Regions from separate parts of the Mus musculus genome. Here region 2 is linked to region 1. Evidence: chromatin loops called from intact Hi-C (ENCODE). Cell type or tissue: heart. All regions are shown on one strand.

The links. Hi-C counts contacts between places; a loop is a spot of excess contacts. Peaks named below come from ENCODE experiments on the same cell type or tissue, not always from the same donor. Only the 100,000 strongest peaks of a DNase experiment are listed, where the experiment ranks them.
Region 2: it touches region 1 in a loop (2.0-fold over the local background); 2 of 42 quality-filtered maps call a loop at or near these places.

The regions. Positions count from the first base shown.
Region 1 is chr13:91,474,203-91,482,202 of GRCm38, forward strand. The region is part of intron 1 of Ssbp2 (single-stranded DNA binding protein 2); the gene reads left to right. Among named protein-coding and RNA genes, the nearest start is that of Ssbp2, 17 kb to the left of the region's middle. In heart, a CTCF peak has its summit at 7,165 (motif pointing right); a DNase peak (open chromatin) is centred at 3,999; H3K27ac peaks cover 861 bases.
Region 2 is chr13:91,560,016-91,568,015 of GRCm38, forward strand. It overlaps Ssbp2 (single-stranded DNA binding protein 2), which reads left to right. Exons shown (of 17, transcript NM_024272.4): 4 at 4,595-4,679. Among named protein-coding and RNA genes, the nearest start is that of Gm41016, 30 kb to the left of the region's middle. In heart, no CTCF peak of the experiment used is centred here; no DNase peak of the experiment used is centred here.

The sequences.
Region 1 (8,000 bases):
TTCCCAGGGCTCGCTATCAGCACTTACCACCCTGGTAGCAAGAGCTCTAATGTGTAAGCAGGAGGCTCCAGGAGGCCTCTGAGAAAAGGTACTAATATTCTAGAGGGTAAGGATAGGTAGCTGGGGGATGGTCAGTTAAAGAGCATTCTAGAAGAAACATGCACACAAACATGGAGACATTAAAGAGAAATGGTATCTGGTTTTAGTTTATGTGTTCTAGGACCCCCCCTCCCCCATGGATCCTATGTGTGGACATTCAAGTCCTTTACACGATAGGGTATACTGTTTGCATGCAGTGTCCCCACAATCCCTCAGGTACTTTCAGTCTTCTTTAGATTATTTATCTAGTGCAGTGTGAATAAATGTAGGCAGTTGTTATATTGTTTCTGGAATATGACAAAAGAAGTCCATATAGATGTGGTATTCTCTGAATATTCTCAGTGTGAGGTTGAACTGTGTTGGTAGACTGCTGTAAATTTGGTGTAAAGTTGGTACTATAGACGATATGCGTGGTAAGTTAAACTACTTTGGTTGTAACCTTGAATGACAGCTTGATCTATGAGATAAGGAATTTTAAGCAGGAAAGTTATATCATGAGATACATTTTGGAATAATAATTTTGTAAGTAATATGGAGAACTGGGTAAGGGGACAGGTATCTTAGGAAACTTTTGTAATCAAGCTACTGTGACAGTACAGTTTTATATGGTTACCTTGTTTGTTGTTGTTGTTGGACTAATACAGTAGCAGTTTCAGGATATAGAATACACTGGATTCAGGGGCTTCAATGTAAAAAGTAGGATTTTTAAGATGTCTATTATGTTTCAGTCACAGATGCGGAGGAAGTACAGGAGTAAGGATGGGGAAGTGTGAGAAGGAGGACGCTCAGATTGAAATGCCATTCATAACTAGAGATGGAGCCGCTGGGGGGTGGGGGGAGTTGGATAAGTCGGACTTTGAGTTCAGAGGGAAAATCTAGGCTGGAGATACTGGAAGGGAGAAGTGGTGGGGCAGAGATGTACTATTTAGAAGCATACAGTACTTGCTTTCAAGCTCTGTTCCATGCCTTCTGAGAGTTGTTGCTCTCACATTGCTGATGGAGGGAACCAAGGCTTATTTAGTAAGCTTAGTAGTCTTGTAAACAATGCTTGTCTGAGCTGCAATCCATGCCCAGGTTTAGCTCATTCACTTAAATACTGTCATGGAGGTATGAGATCCAAACAGGAATATGCATTTATCTTCAGTGCATAGCTTGCTGAACTTTTACCAACTGAACAGAAAAGTGTGACTAAGCACCCACCTGAAGAAAAGACCCAGAAGCATCTATCTGTTCCTACCTTACCTGACTTCTACCAATGTAGATTAGTCATGAGCCCTTTTCTAGAGCCCAGATTTTCTTCTGTTATGTATCATGAGGTGGGAAGGAAATGTGTTCTTGGGAATGTGGGGGGAGAAAGTGAGGAAACTGAAGGAAGATAAACCTTGGAGAATATGTAAAAGCCAGGTAGAGTGAAAGATTCAGATTTAGACTGAAAAAGATCAGCAAACAGAAATGAGGGGACCTCATAAAGCATCGTGTCAGGAAGGGGAGTTTCCAGAGGGGGGTTAACTTTGGCAGACCTAGAAGGGAATAAGATGTTAGCCAGGGCTGGATTTTAAAATTATGATTCCTCCTGTGATCTGGGAGAAAAGCTGCAGTGGAGGGTGCCTTTGGTGGGAGTTGTTGTGCTTGTTGGTTGGTTCTGACAGAATCTCACTATGTAACTGTAGCCCTGGCTGGCCAGGAACACAGAGATCTACCTGCCTTTGTCTCTGCTCTGTCTCCTGAGTGCTGAGATTAAAATAGGCCATGCCTGGGCAGTGTTAGTATTTTGGGGATAAGGCAGAGATGGAGGTGGCAGGTGTGGAGAGCCTTTCCTTGAGAAAGAACAAGCAGAAGAAAACTGCAGGAGGCAGAGGGTGGTTTCACTTGACACATCTTCTAAATGGGAAGTGTTTGCTGGTTCTGTCACATTGTGAAGAGGTTTTGTTAATTACTGTTGTCTACTTTCTTGTACTTTAAATTTTATTAAATTATGACAATAATGGGTTACTATAGGGTATGAGAAAGAAGCCAGTAAGTGGATTTTTTTTTCTTTTAGTAGATAGGCGACTATGTATAACTTTTAAAAATGAGTTTTAGGATAGGTTACAGTGTTAGCTTTTTTTGTCAATTAATTTTTAGAAGCTTTCTGAATCTTAAAGTAGAATAAAGGGGTCATCTCTAAAAGGTAATTGGGAAGTGATTGTGGTATAGTTAATAAAACTAAATTAATAACTGCTTGCTGGGCCTACCAGTCAGTAGGCCATTAGTGTTTAAACAAAATGCATTATGGGAAAAATAACTTAAAAAAATACAGGTAAGGCGAATTATTGATCAGCAATTTCCCCCAAGATTAAAACATTCTATCCTGCAGGAAGCTCCCTAGGCAGGAAGGTAAACAGCTTAAAATAACTTCAGGAAGTTCCTGAAACAGAGCAGAGTCAATAGGCTCCTCCCTGCCAGAGTAAGCAGTGAGACTGAGCTGCTAAGTCTGAGACCAGACCAGCTGCCTGGGAGAGATTAGGTCAGAGTCACTTGGGAAGATCACTCTCCAACCTGTTGAACTCAACTTTGTGGTGTTCTCCAGGTTCCCAGCTTTGTGAGTTGTCATCCATGCTGGGGTGGGCAGTAACCCCAATAGAACTCATTGGTTCAGCAAGTTGGACTTTGGTGTTATCTGTACTTTGGTCTGTTGTGTAGTCTTCCTGTCTGAGGTGAGTAGATGTGTGTATTGCATCTTCCCATCACCCAACAGAAAAGAAGAAAGTAAAAATAACCATATGACCTTGCAGATTTTTTTCTATATGCACACATGCCTAGGAATTTTGAAGAATTGTTTAATGAAGACAAAGCAAAACAACCCAAAGGCACTTGTATAAAACCCTACCTTTATTTTATTATTTAGTTATTTTACTATCAGAAACACAACTTAATTGATACAAACAGTCCTGTACATGCAGCTAGGCCTTGTGAGGAAGTGAGTGACATGGCACATGTGCTTGAGTTCTGGGTGACAAGAGAGGACTGTGACCCCAAAGCATGAGCCCACTGTCCCCTCATAATTGTATATAGTACCAGGAGAGAACCTAGGGCCTTGTATATGTTAGGCAAGTGCTCTACCACTAAGCCATACCTTCTAGCCCGAGACAGTTTTCCTGAATCTCATGCCAGCGTTTCTTAAACACATCTTTTTTAAAGATTCATTTATTTTATGTATATGAATTCACTGTAGCTGTCTTTAGACACACCAGAAGAGGGCATCAGATCTCATTACAGATGGTTGTGAGCCACCATGTAGTTGCTGGGAATTGAACTTATTAGGACCTCAGGAAGAGCAGGCAGTGCTCTTAACCACTGAGCCATCTCTCCAGCTCCATTAAACACATCTTTTAACCAAAGTGTATTTTCATGGTGCACATATATCTTACAGCATGCAGGAGGAGGATCAGAATTTTAAGAACAGCCTTGACTATATGGCTCCTGGACTACAGGAGACCTTGTCTCAGTGCCCTCCCCCTACCACAGAGAGAGGGGGGTTAGAGGGGGAGAGGGGGAGGGAGAGACAGACACAAGTAAAATAAAAGTGAGTTTGATTGAGGGGAAGAAGGTAAGAAAATACACAAGATTTTCACAGGCCAGGAGCAGAATGGAAAGAGTAAAGAGTAGGAGGGGCAAAAATGACAGGTGATAACATTTGTGTACACTGGTCATTTTCCAGGTTCCCAATAAATACCTCCTCAAAAGCAAAAGTTAAAACAAGTTTAAATTCTGTCATCCATTTACTCATTAAATACTTATTCAGGGTCTTGCTGTTTGCCAGGTACTGTATAAGGCAGCAGATCCAGCAGTGAGAAGACAAACCTTGCCAGAGAAGTGAACAGAGCAATTGGCATAGGGAACAGTCTGTGCTTGGGAGACAGCCAGGAGGATCGACTGAGCCTGTCAAGAAACAGAAAGTCCAGCAGTGCTGAGTGTGTGTGTGTGTGTGTGTGTGTGTGTGTGTGTGTGTGTGTGTGTGTGTATGGCGGCCGGGGAAGGGGGGACGAGGTTTCAGAGAGAAGCCACAGCTCCTCTGGAAAGCCAGGGATTAATTTAGAATTCCTCCCAAAGCTGTTGGGCCCCCTCTGAAGTTGTTAAGTAGGCAGGGACCCAGAGTTTACTCTTTACCATCCCTAAAGCAGGAAACATGTAATCTGAGGTGTTAAACAAAAGCAACCTCATTTCATCTAGTGGTAGTATAGCAGATTGGTAAATGCGCTTGTCATTTGCAACAGTGTACATTTATACAAGTGCAAGGGTGGCACGCTGAGTTTGGCTAATTTATCATGTGTCCTCTGATATGATAAAGCTTCGATTTTCTTGTCAGTAGTGATATTTATAAAGTATGTTGTGAGTAACTGGTAAATGTCAATTTCTTACTAAGAATTATTTTGTCGTTTGAAAGTATATTTGGATTAAAAAATGTAGGGTATAAATTAGAACCAGTTTGTATCATTAAAGTACAGAGTACACAGTTCATCTCATGACTGATTAGAGGTTTGAAATGCAGCTACGAATATATGAGCTATCTTTTTATATTATAAAAATACAATAAATTTAGTTGTATCAATATATTTAATATAATGCATACTGTCCAGCAGGAGACAAAGCTTACTTATACTCACTGCTATTCTAAGCAGAGCTCATGTGTAGTTTTCTTTAGTAACTTAGTGCTTATATTTACTTAAATGAATTCAAAGTGAATGCTTATATTCACTTAAAATCAACTATAAAATACGTACAGATCAATTTTTTTTTCTTGAATAAGATAGTGTGTGTGTTTGTAAAACATAACTCAGAGGCCATGGTCTTGATCTGGTGGTTAAATCAGCCATCTTCACATGCCACTGTTTAAGTAAAAGAAATATTTCTGCTCAATTTCATGAGGCTTTCTCAGTCATTTTCTAGGTTTTCCTGTGTTGTGCATATTCTCAATAGTTTGGTTGTCCTCTTGATAATGCCAGCAGCTTTGACTGTATGAGTTCTTTCTGTATACAGTAGCCCATTGTTACTTGGAATAGGCCTGAGAGAGGGAGCTACTTATGCCAGAGTGCAGGCCAAACCAAGGTGAAGAGTATCATAGTCTAGCTTTTCCAGCTCTTTAGGACAGTAAATAGTCGACCAAGAAGGGGGATAATATTTAAATGTAAACAAGTAAAATGATTAATAAGAACAGTGTAAAATACAAACAGTTCAAAATCATAAACATACACTAAATATTTAAGGTTATTGTTATGTCTATTCTAATTTTTTCTTGTCTATTGTGAGTATGGAAGCAGTGCAGCATATAAACATAGGGCCATTTTTATCCGTGTACTTAAGATAGTATAAAAGGCAAAGGGACAGGTATAGCTTGTTTCTACATCATCTACGACTCCCCCTGTGTATCCCTAATTTAACAAAACAATGGGTCCTGAGTCTAGTCAGAAAATGCCATCCTTCTGCCTGTTTATTAGTACAACTTGATATTTTTTTTTTGCTTTTTGATCTTGTCTCAAGTTAATTTGTAAAAACAGCATAGGACACTGGTAGTCTGCAAATGTGTGTGGGTGGGTGTCTCACAGCAGTCCGTTTGTCTTCACACTGGCAGGAGCCTTCACAGGGGCCTGGGCACCTTTTGGGAGCCTGGGCCTTTGCTGGAGCTGCAGCCTCTGCCTTGGTTTGAACTTGGACTTTGGTTGGCAGAGCCTACGCCCCTTGGCCATGTAGCTTCAAATCCACTTCCCAAGCTTGGGGTGAGGGATGAAAGCCAGACGGCTGAGTTTGCGGCTGGGGCCCTTTGGCATCATGGGCTTGATGGCCTGAGGCTTCACAAGGCCTTGATGGCCTCTGCATGTGCAGTCACGGCCTTTGCATTGTTGGTCTGCATCTTCTTCATCCTTTCTAGTTGTGCTTCTTGGCAAAGCGCATGTTCCTCAGGAACTTGGGGTCAACCCCCTTAAGAGATTTGTATCTTTGTGACGGGGGTTTCTTGATGCCGTTTCTGTGCCATTTGCGGGACTGGTTGTGTGTGGTGAGGTTCTTGGACTTAGCCATGTCTGTACCATGACCCGCAGCACCTGGGACCAGAAGAGAAGACACAACTTGCCATTTTTGATTGGGATTTTTTTCCCAGGTAATTATGACTTTGATAATGCTTTAATAAATTTTGGATTCTGGGCCTTCTTTCAGATGGAAGTTGCCACTCTCAGTGGGTCTTCGGGAGATAATTGTATTGCTGCAAGTATTTTATTTCCCGGTGTTTATATCTTGGGGAGGCTTCTCACAGCTTCCATTTACCAAAACTGAGAGGGCCCAGTTCTCTTTTTCTTTTTTTCTTTTTTAGTTTTTCAAGATAGGGTTTCTCTGTGTAGCCCTGGGTGTCCTGGAACTCACTCTGTAGACCAGGCTGGCCTCCCAAGTGCTAGGATCAAAGGTGTGTGCCACCACTGCCCAGCAGGAGGGCCCAGTTCTTAGCTGTTTGAACGTCTTTTCCTTATGCTTGTTTGCCATTGTGAGCACTGCATTATTTCTTCCATCCAGTAGAATCTTGAGGTTGCTGGAGTCGTTATGTTTTTCTTCTTATGACTGATAGTTTTTATTTTGTGATTGACATTGAAATGAACTTATACTGCAGACATTGTCTGTTCTTGATGGATTCTGGAATTCTTACCTTGCTCAATGAAGAACAAGGTTACAAAACTTATAAGTGTTTTAAAATATTTTAAATTTAAATCTCTTGAAATTATGCAAGTAGAAGAGTTTTGCCACTTTAAATTATTTTCTAAGAGCCCCTTTTAATGATAAGAAAATTATTTATCCAGAACTTGAGAAAATTTTGACACTTTATTTTTTCATGTTTTAAAATTATAATTAAATCCTTTCCTCCTCCAAGTCCCTGAACATCATGTAAAAAGGGAAGTTCTTATGAAAAAGCATCAGAAGACGAAAACAAACAAATTGTCCCTTTTCTGGTAGATAACATTTTTTTAAAGGGCTAATTTTTTATTCAAAGATTTATTTATTATTATATCTAAGTACACTGTAGCAGTCTTCAGACTCACCAGAAGAGGGCATCAGATTTCATCATGGATGGTTGTGAGCCACCATGTGGTCGCTGAGATTTGAACTCAGGACCTTCGGGAAAGCAGTCAGTGCTCTTAACCAATGAGTCATCTCTCCAACACCAGTAGATAACAATTTAGAGCTTCACTGACTAAATTAAGTGTGTGGGATTCCACTTAATCTTCAGAGTTTGATAGGAATCTGTTGTGTGAATGCAGAACAGTTTTATTTAAAATAAAGAACGTATTGTTTACATATTATGAGGAAATACAGAGTGTCTGATAATGCCCTTCACTGCTTGTATGGATCTATACTGTAAAGACAACTGCTGTGTTCATGAAGAACACCCACTTTTAATGTCTTTATATTAGAAGCACTTATATATTTTATGGATCATGGACTTTACCTCTTTATTTTGAAGAAGGTAAGTTTTAGCTTTCATATTTAGATGCACCAAAAAGAGTTAAAACATTGCAGATAAGATGGTAGCATGAAATGATTTTTGCAGATTTTAGTTTTTGAAATACAAATATTGTATGGTTTTGAGATGTCTTTCTATTTTGAATGGAGTGTTTAAATGCTTGGACTTTCCAGTTCCTAAAAGGTCATTTTGGCTGGATATGAAGTGCCAAATCGAAGACCACCATATGGACGTGTGTTAAGGCCTTGAAACCCAGCTCCTCAATGCTCTGCAGAGTTCAGACACCCAGTTTTTATTCACCGGCCATGATGATTGAGATGACCACAGACCTTTTCATTTATCCACTCAGGATTTTATCTTCTCAAGTTCCCAAACTGTGTATATGTGTATAACTAAAAACAAGTCAAAACAAAGC
Region 2 (8,000 bases), 86 kb after region 1:
TGGTTTTTTTTTTCCTTTGAGTTTGTTTATATAGTGGATTACTTTGATGGATTTCCATATATTAAATCATCCCTGCATCCCTGGGATGAAGCCTACTTGATCATGATGGATGATCGTTTTGATGTGTTCTTAGATTCAGTTTGCAAGAATTTCATTGAGTAGCTTTGCATTGATATTCATAAGGTAAATTGGTCTGAAGTTTTCTTCCTTTGTTGGGTCTTTATATGGTTTAGATATCAGAGTAATTGTGGCTTCATAGAATAAATTGAGTAGAGTACCTTCTGTTTCTATTTTGCAAAATAGTTTGTGAAGAATTGGAATTAGGTCGTCTTTGAAGGTCTGATAGATCTCTGCACTAAACCCATCTGGTCCTGGTCTTTTTTTGGTTGGGAGACTATTAATGACTGCTTCTATTTCTTTAGGGGATATAGGACTGTTTAGATTGTTAATCTGATCCTGATTTAACTTTGGTACCTGGTATCTGTCTAGAAATTTGTCCATTTCAACCAGGTTTTCCAGTTTTGTTGAGTATAGCCTTTTGAAGTAGGATCTGATGATGCTTTGGATTTCCTCAGGTTCTATTGTTATATCTCCCTTTTCATTTCTGATTTTGTTAATTAGGATACTGTCCCTGTACCCTCTAGTTAGTCTGGCTAAGTGTTTATCTATCTTGTTGATTTCCTCAATGAACCAGCTCCTGGTTTGCTTGATTCTTTGTATAGTTCTTTTTGTTTCTATTTGGTTGATTTCAGCCCTGAGTTAGATTATTCCCTGCCATCTACTCCTCTTGGATGAATTTGATTACTTTTGTTCTAGAGCTTTTAGGTGTGGTGTGAAGCTGCTAGTGTGTGCTCTCTCTAGTTTCTTTATGGCCACACTCAGAGCTTTGAGTTTTCCTCTTAGGACTACTTTCATTATGTCCCATAAGTTTGGGTGTATTTGGCTTCATTTTCATTAAATTGTAAAAAGTCTTTAATTTCTTTCTTTATTTCTTCCTTGATCAAGTTATCATCGAGTAGAGTTTTGTTCAGCTTCCACATGAATGTTGGCTTTCTATTATTGATGTTGTTATTGAAGATCAGCCTTAGTCCATAGTGATCTGATAGGATGCATGGGATAATTTCAATATTTTTTGTATCTGTTGAGGCCTTATTTTGTGACTGATTATATGGTTAATTTTAGAGAATGTACCATGAGGTGCTAAGAAGGCATATCCTTTTGTTTTAGGATAAAATGTTCTGCAGATATCTGTTAAATCCATTTGTTTCATAACTTCTGTTAGTTTCACTGTGTCTCTTTTTAATTTCTGTTTTCAGGATCTGTCCATTGATAAGAGTGGGTGTTAAAGTCTCCCACTATTATTGTGTGCTGTGCAATGTGTGCTTTGAGCTCTACAAAAGTTTCTTTAATGAATGTGGATGCCGTTGCATTTGGAGCATAGATATTCAGAATTGAGAGTTTATCTTGGAAGATTTTACCTTTGATGAGTATGAAGTGTCCTTCCTTTTCTTTTTTGATAACTTTGGGTTGGAATTCAATTTTATTGGATATTAGAATAGCTACTCCTGCTTGTTTCTTGGGACGTTTGTTTGGAAAATTGATTTTCCTTTTACTCTGTCTTTGTCTCTGTGGTGGGTTTCCTGTATGCAGCAAATGTTTGGTCCTGTTTATGTAGCTCGTCTCTTAGTCCATGTCTTTTTATTGGGGAATTGAGTCCATTGATATTAGCAATAGTAAGGAAAAGTAATTGTTACTTTCTGTAATTTTTGTTGTTAGAGCTGGTATTCTGTTCTTGCCCCATCTTCATTTAGGTTTGTTGAAGAATTACTTTCTTGCTTTTTCTAGAGTGTCATTTCCGTCTTCGTGTTGGAGTTTTCCCTTTATTATCCTTTGAAGGGCTGGATTCATGGAAAGATATTGTGTGAATTTGGTTTTGTCATGGAATACTTTGGTTTCTCCATCTATGGTAATTGAGAGTTTTGCTGGGTATTGTAGCCTGGGCTGGCATTTGTGTTCTATTTTGGTCCATTTAACATCTGTCCAGGATCTTCTGCCTTTCATAGTCTCTGCTGAGAGAAACTGGTGTAATTCTAATAGGTCTGCCTTATTATGTTACTTGACCTGTTTCCCTTACTGCTTTTAATATTCTGTCTTTATTTAGTGTATTTGTTCTTCTTAGTATTATGTGTTGGGAGGAATTTCTTTTCTGGTTCAGTCTATTTGGAGTTCTGTAGGTTTCTTGTATGTTCAAGGGCATCTCTTTCTTTAGGTGAGGGAAGTTTTCTTCTATAATTTTGTTGAAGATACTTACCGGCCCTTTAAGTTGAAAGTCTTCATCTATGCCTGTTATCCTTAGGCTTGGTCTTCTCATTGTGTCCTGGATTTCCTGGATCGTTTGAGTTAGTATCTTTTTGCATTTTGTATCTTCTTTGATTGTTGTGTCCTTGTTTTCTATGGAGTCTTCTGCACCTGAGATTCTCTTTTCCATCTCTTGTATTCTGTTGCTGATGCTTGCATCTATGGTTCCTGATTTCTTTCCTAGGATTTCTGTCTCCAGAGTTGTCTCCCTTTGTGATTTCTTTACTATTTCTACTTCAATTTTTTATGTCCTGGATGGTTTTGTTCAATTCTTTCACCTGTTGGGTAGTGTTTTCCTGTAATTCTTTAAGTAATTTTTGTGTTTCCTCTTTTAGTGCTTCTAGCTGTTTACCTATGTTCTCCTGAATTTCTTTAAGGGAGTTATTTATGTCCTTCTTAAAGTTCTCCATCATCATCATGAGAAGTGACTTTAGATCCATATTTTGCTTTTCCGGTGTGATGGTGTATCCAGGACTTACTATGGTGGGAGAGTTTGGTTTTGATGATGCCAAACAACCTTGGTTTCTGTTGCTTCTGTTCTTATGCTTGCCTCCTGCCATCTGATTATTTCAAGTGCTTGCTGCCCTCAATATATCTGATTGGAGCCTCTCCTTCCTATAATCGCATTCTGGGTGTTTCAGAATTCTTGGCAGTCAAGCTTCCTCTGAGACCCTGAGATCCTGGTGTGACCAAACTCCTTGTATCCTGGTATCCTGAACTCCTAAGACCCTTGGCATTTTACAGTGCTTGGAAGTAGTATCTCCTGTGGGGTCTGTGGGGCTGTCTGGCGCGTTCGAATCCAAGATATACCAGCACTGATCAGAAGGAACCCGAGCTGCTGGTCAGGCAGGGCTCCTGTGTCCTTGCTCCTGCTGTCACAGACCCATTGCAGTTGGTTTGGAACAGATGTTGTATTCTACTCTCCAGTGATCCTAAGATCCTGGGGCTGCTAGAGCACCTGTGGCGTGGAGAGACCTCTGGGGACTGTGGGACTGTTCACCGAGTTTGTGCCCAAGGTGTCCTGGACCTGGTGTCGACCAGAAGGGCCCTGAGCCCCTGGTCAGGCGGGTTTCCTATGTCCCTACTGCTGGCATAGGCCCAATGAGATTGTTTTGGAACAGATGTTGTGTTCCACTCACCAGTGATCCTAAGATCCTGGGCATGCGAGGGCGCCTGTTGAGTGCCAAGTCCCCTGGTGACCGTGGGACTGTCTGCTGAGTTCATGCCCACGGAGGCTAGGTGTGGTTATCTTCTTGAAGATAGTCCTGCTGTATTGATGCTCTTCGTTACCAGGACTACTGTGTTTCTTTCTTTTTGATGAGAGAAAGAACCAGAAAGACTAAATGATGTGTCAAAGGTGAAAGGTTCCTGTGCCCTCACACAGATTATAGCTTGATATTTTATTCATCCTTACAAGGGCAGTGTGTCTGTCCTGTTATGAAAGCTGTGTTCTGACCATTTGAGGTAGTGTTTACCTTTGACGTGCTAGACTTAGAAAGGTGCAATAATATAATGTGATGGACTTTGTTTGCATGCGGCCTGTGCACACCTGCTGCTGTGTCCTTAACTCCTCTTTCCTGTTCAGGGTTAACTTGATAGCTGCAAAGATGGCCAGGGCCTTTATTTTTAAGTATAATTTTTGAATTATTTGCAGGAATGATTGGGATGATTAGTTTCAAAATTATTAACCTATTTTCGTTATTGAAGAAGGAAAAGTAGAGATTTTGAGAAAATCTCGTTTGTGTAATGAATGCAGTGTTCTGGTTAGGGAGGCGGCCTGTGAGCTGCCTGAGAAGATAGCCTTGCAAAGAAGGAAGAGAACTTTATTATTAGTTACAGAAGGACGTCACTTACACGTCTGTCCTTCATGGGAGAGTTGGCTGAAGCTTTAGTTCAGCTAATTGTCAGTCACGTGAGCAGCCAGTTATAAGAACAAAGGTTTCCAGCACCTTATCCACAAGGGTTTGGTTCTCAGGACCAGACAAAGAACCATCTTGTTTTATAATTACTTTTTCCTTTTAGGAGAATGCTTAACAGTTCAGAAAAATGTTTAGGTAAAATATAGTTTTGGCATTAAGGGATCTGTCTGACCTTAAATCTTTCAGAGAAATAATACATGTTCTTAAGAAGAAAGGGTTTGCATAAAGAGTTATGTGCCTAATGTTTGTTGAACTGTGATTTTTTTTTTGTCCTCTCATATTAATGATTTTCTTAATGTTCCATAATTACTTTCCAGTGTATTTTGGGATCTCTACTGTGCAGCTCCAGAGAGACGGGAAACCTGTGAACACTCGAGCGAAGCTAAAGCCTTCCATGATTATGTAAGAGAGCGCGCACTTGGTAACAAAGTGTCATTACTCGGTTTTCTTTTCTAACACTGCACTTCAAAAACATCTTGGGCCATTTCACTTTTTTCCTGTGGTACTTAAGAGCTATACCTGTATACCTTAAAAAAAGGATGGCTCATAATTAAAGCAGCAGTAGGAAAGGATGTTTGATGTTTGCTGAAACTTAGCGTATAGAGTGGGAGTAAGTCCCAACATGAAAGGGACTTACCGTTAGGCATATGTGATGTGGAAAATCACAGAGTCGTACACTCAGATCTATTCAGTTGTGTAATCACCGTCTGTCTGAATTCACTTGCTTTTTTTGGAGGCGGGGTGGGGAGAATTACTGGAGATCAGCCCCAGGACCTCACACATGATTGACAGATGCGCTACTACTGAATTATATTCTCAGCACCTGAAGTTTCAAATGTGTATAAATGTAACAGTATTTCTTTATATTAAAAAAAAACATCTTAAGCTCCATGTAAATAATATACTCTTGCACAGAAGTAAAAAAAAAAAAAAAAACCAGTGAATTAAAAATAAAGAATACTTTTACCACATCTATAAAATTCAAATAAAACTTGTTTGAATTAAAGAAAATATGAAAGAGACCTAAAAATTCTAAGCAAAATAAAAATGTGATTTATTTAAAAAGATTCTTAAAGGCAATATACGCCCCTTTGCTTAAGTATGCCTTATAAAATACAATTTTCACTTTACAAATCAGATTATATTGAAGTAAATTTCTTCATGATAATGTTACATGTAAGATAGTCCTGTGAGGGGTCTCCTTGTATAGCTGAGCAGAGAAGAAATATAGATTGAGTCTGGGATGGAGGAAATTCTGCCTTCCTCTTCTGAAAATAGTCACGCCTGGAGCCTAAAGAAGTATCCAGTGACACGTACTTAACCAAAGAGATACATGTCTTGGTGGCAGAGGGACGATCATTCTGCAGAAAAATCTTTAAAAATGGAACTATGTCTCAAAAGAAAAACATATTTTGTTCTTCTAAAGGGAAAAATGAGTTTAAAACCAAGAGTCTTGTCTAGAAAACTCATAAGCCCTAAGTAGTGGCAGAAAGTTGTGCAGGGTGAGAAGTTAGGTTCCTGGGTAGGTGGCAGGGCCTGTGCCTTGATGCATGGCTTGCTGTGATCACACTATCTGATACCATTTGTATTTATCAGCTCCTGGGACAAGGAGAACACAAAGGCAGATAAGTGTTAGGTCTGCAAACTGTGGTAACCAGAGCAGTGTTGTTTTGTTCTTCTACACAGGTGCAATGAGAGAAAGTTAAACTGTCTCAGCCATGGGCATTCCAAGGCATCTGCCTGGGCAGAGCTGGATTCTTCATCTCTCCTGTCCTTCACAGAGAGACATGTGTAGAGAATGGTGCTACCATTAAGTTATAAACACGCCTACTAATTTTTCAAATTGGAATGCACTAGAGAGCGCTCTATCATTATAGAAGCTTAAGGAACTAACTGGGGCCAGAGAGGTTGGTCAGTCACTGAGAGGAATTGCTGGTCTCTCAGATGCCAGCTCCTGAGTGTGGCTCCTAGCACCTTCTCTTTAAACTAATTATTAATTAATTAATATTGTGGTATGTTACAACTGCTTCAGGGTATATGATACTCCCTGACAGCTGTAAACACATGGCATGCATATGTGCGGACACACATGCACACACAAATAAATCTTTAAAACAAGAAATTAATTCCATGCTGTGGTAAGAGCCACCCTACTGTTCACATTGAGGCTTTATGAGGAAAACTGAACTCATTCGAGCCTGATTTTACAGACATGGGTAGATAAAGCGAGCACCTCATGTCCTCACAGCTGCTTCCAGTCCGCTTCATTCACCGGGACTTCCTGAGTGCTGGTGTGACAATTGCTGTGTTCTTAGAAACTCATTTATTCTCTGTAACTTACTTATAGAAACACTCATGACTATTTCCCGATTCTTGAATAGTACAGTTTCTGAAATAGATCTGTATAACTCATGCATGCAAGGAGTTTGAAAGATGTGGGAGAAGATGGGGGAGGGGGAAGCAGAACACCCTCTCACTTCTATGTGTCACGGGTTCAGAGCCTATTGTGCAGTCATTTCCATCTGAGGGCAAATGTTTCCTGATGGTTTTCATGGTAGTTCCCAAGGAAGCATTCTGAATTACATTTTTTTCAATGGCTAAATTCTTTAGACTAAACAAATTTGTTAATGACTTTAGAATAAATTTACTTATATTTTTAAATTGTCAGGTGATTAAAAACTGCCTCATTTTTATTATTTTTTTGAAAAAATTTTATTAGCTTTTATCTACATAAAATAACTCTATTTTTAAAAAATGAACTGGTAAAAGCTTAAAGTAAATAATAGGTATAATCCCCTAACTAAAATGTTAATTATCTTTTTATATTTGGGTCATCACTTTAGGTTTTCTTTACATAATTTGAATGATTTACATATCTGTAGTGACTATTAATTTTCTATTAAGGAGATTTCTTTAAAATTATTTTCACTTTTTGGTATGTTTTCACTTCTCTTGTTAGAGGTCTTAGCTAGGGTTACTCTCATAGACTCCTGGGAGTTTCCATTGTCCTCGATTTCCAGCTCATCCCAGAGATGTATGCCCACTCCACCCCAGTTCCAGTTCTCTCTCCCTCCATCCTCCCCATACTTGACCTCTTCTGTTTCCCTCCCCTCCCCACCCTGGTCCCTTTCTCTCTTCACCCCAATGTCTGTTTTATTTCCCTTCTCAAGGAGATTCAAGCTTCCTCCCTTGAACCTTCCTTGCTACTTAGTTTCTTTGGGTCTGTAGATTGTAGCTTGATTATTCCTTACAGCTAATATCCATTTATGAGTACATACAATGTTTGCCTTTCTAGGTCTGGGTTACCTCACTCAGAATAATCTTTTCTAGTTCCATCCAATTTTCTGAAAATTTCGTGATGTCTTTGTTTTTAATAGCTGAGTATTTTCTCTATCCATTCTTCAGTGGAGGGACATCTGGGTTGTTTCCAGTTTCTGACTTTTTTTTTTTTGTGGTTTTTCGAGACAGGGTTTCTTTGTGTAGCCTTGGCTGTCCTGGAACTCAATCTGTAGACCAGGCTGGCCTCGAACTCAGAAATCTACCTGCCTCTGCCTCCCGAGTGCTGGGATTAAAGGTGTGAGTCACCACGCCTGGCTTAGTTTCTGACTATTGTGAATAAACCTGCTATGAATATAATTGAGCAAGTATCCTTGTCGTATAATGGAGTACCTTTTATGTATGTGCCTAGGAGTGATTGGTATAAAAGGATCTTGAGATAGAACT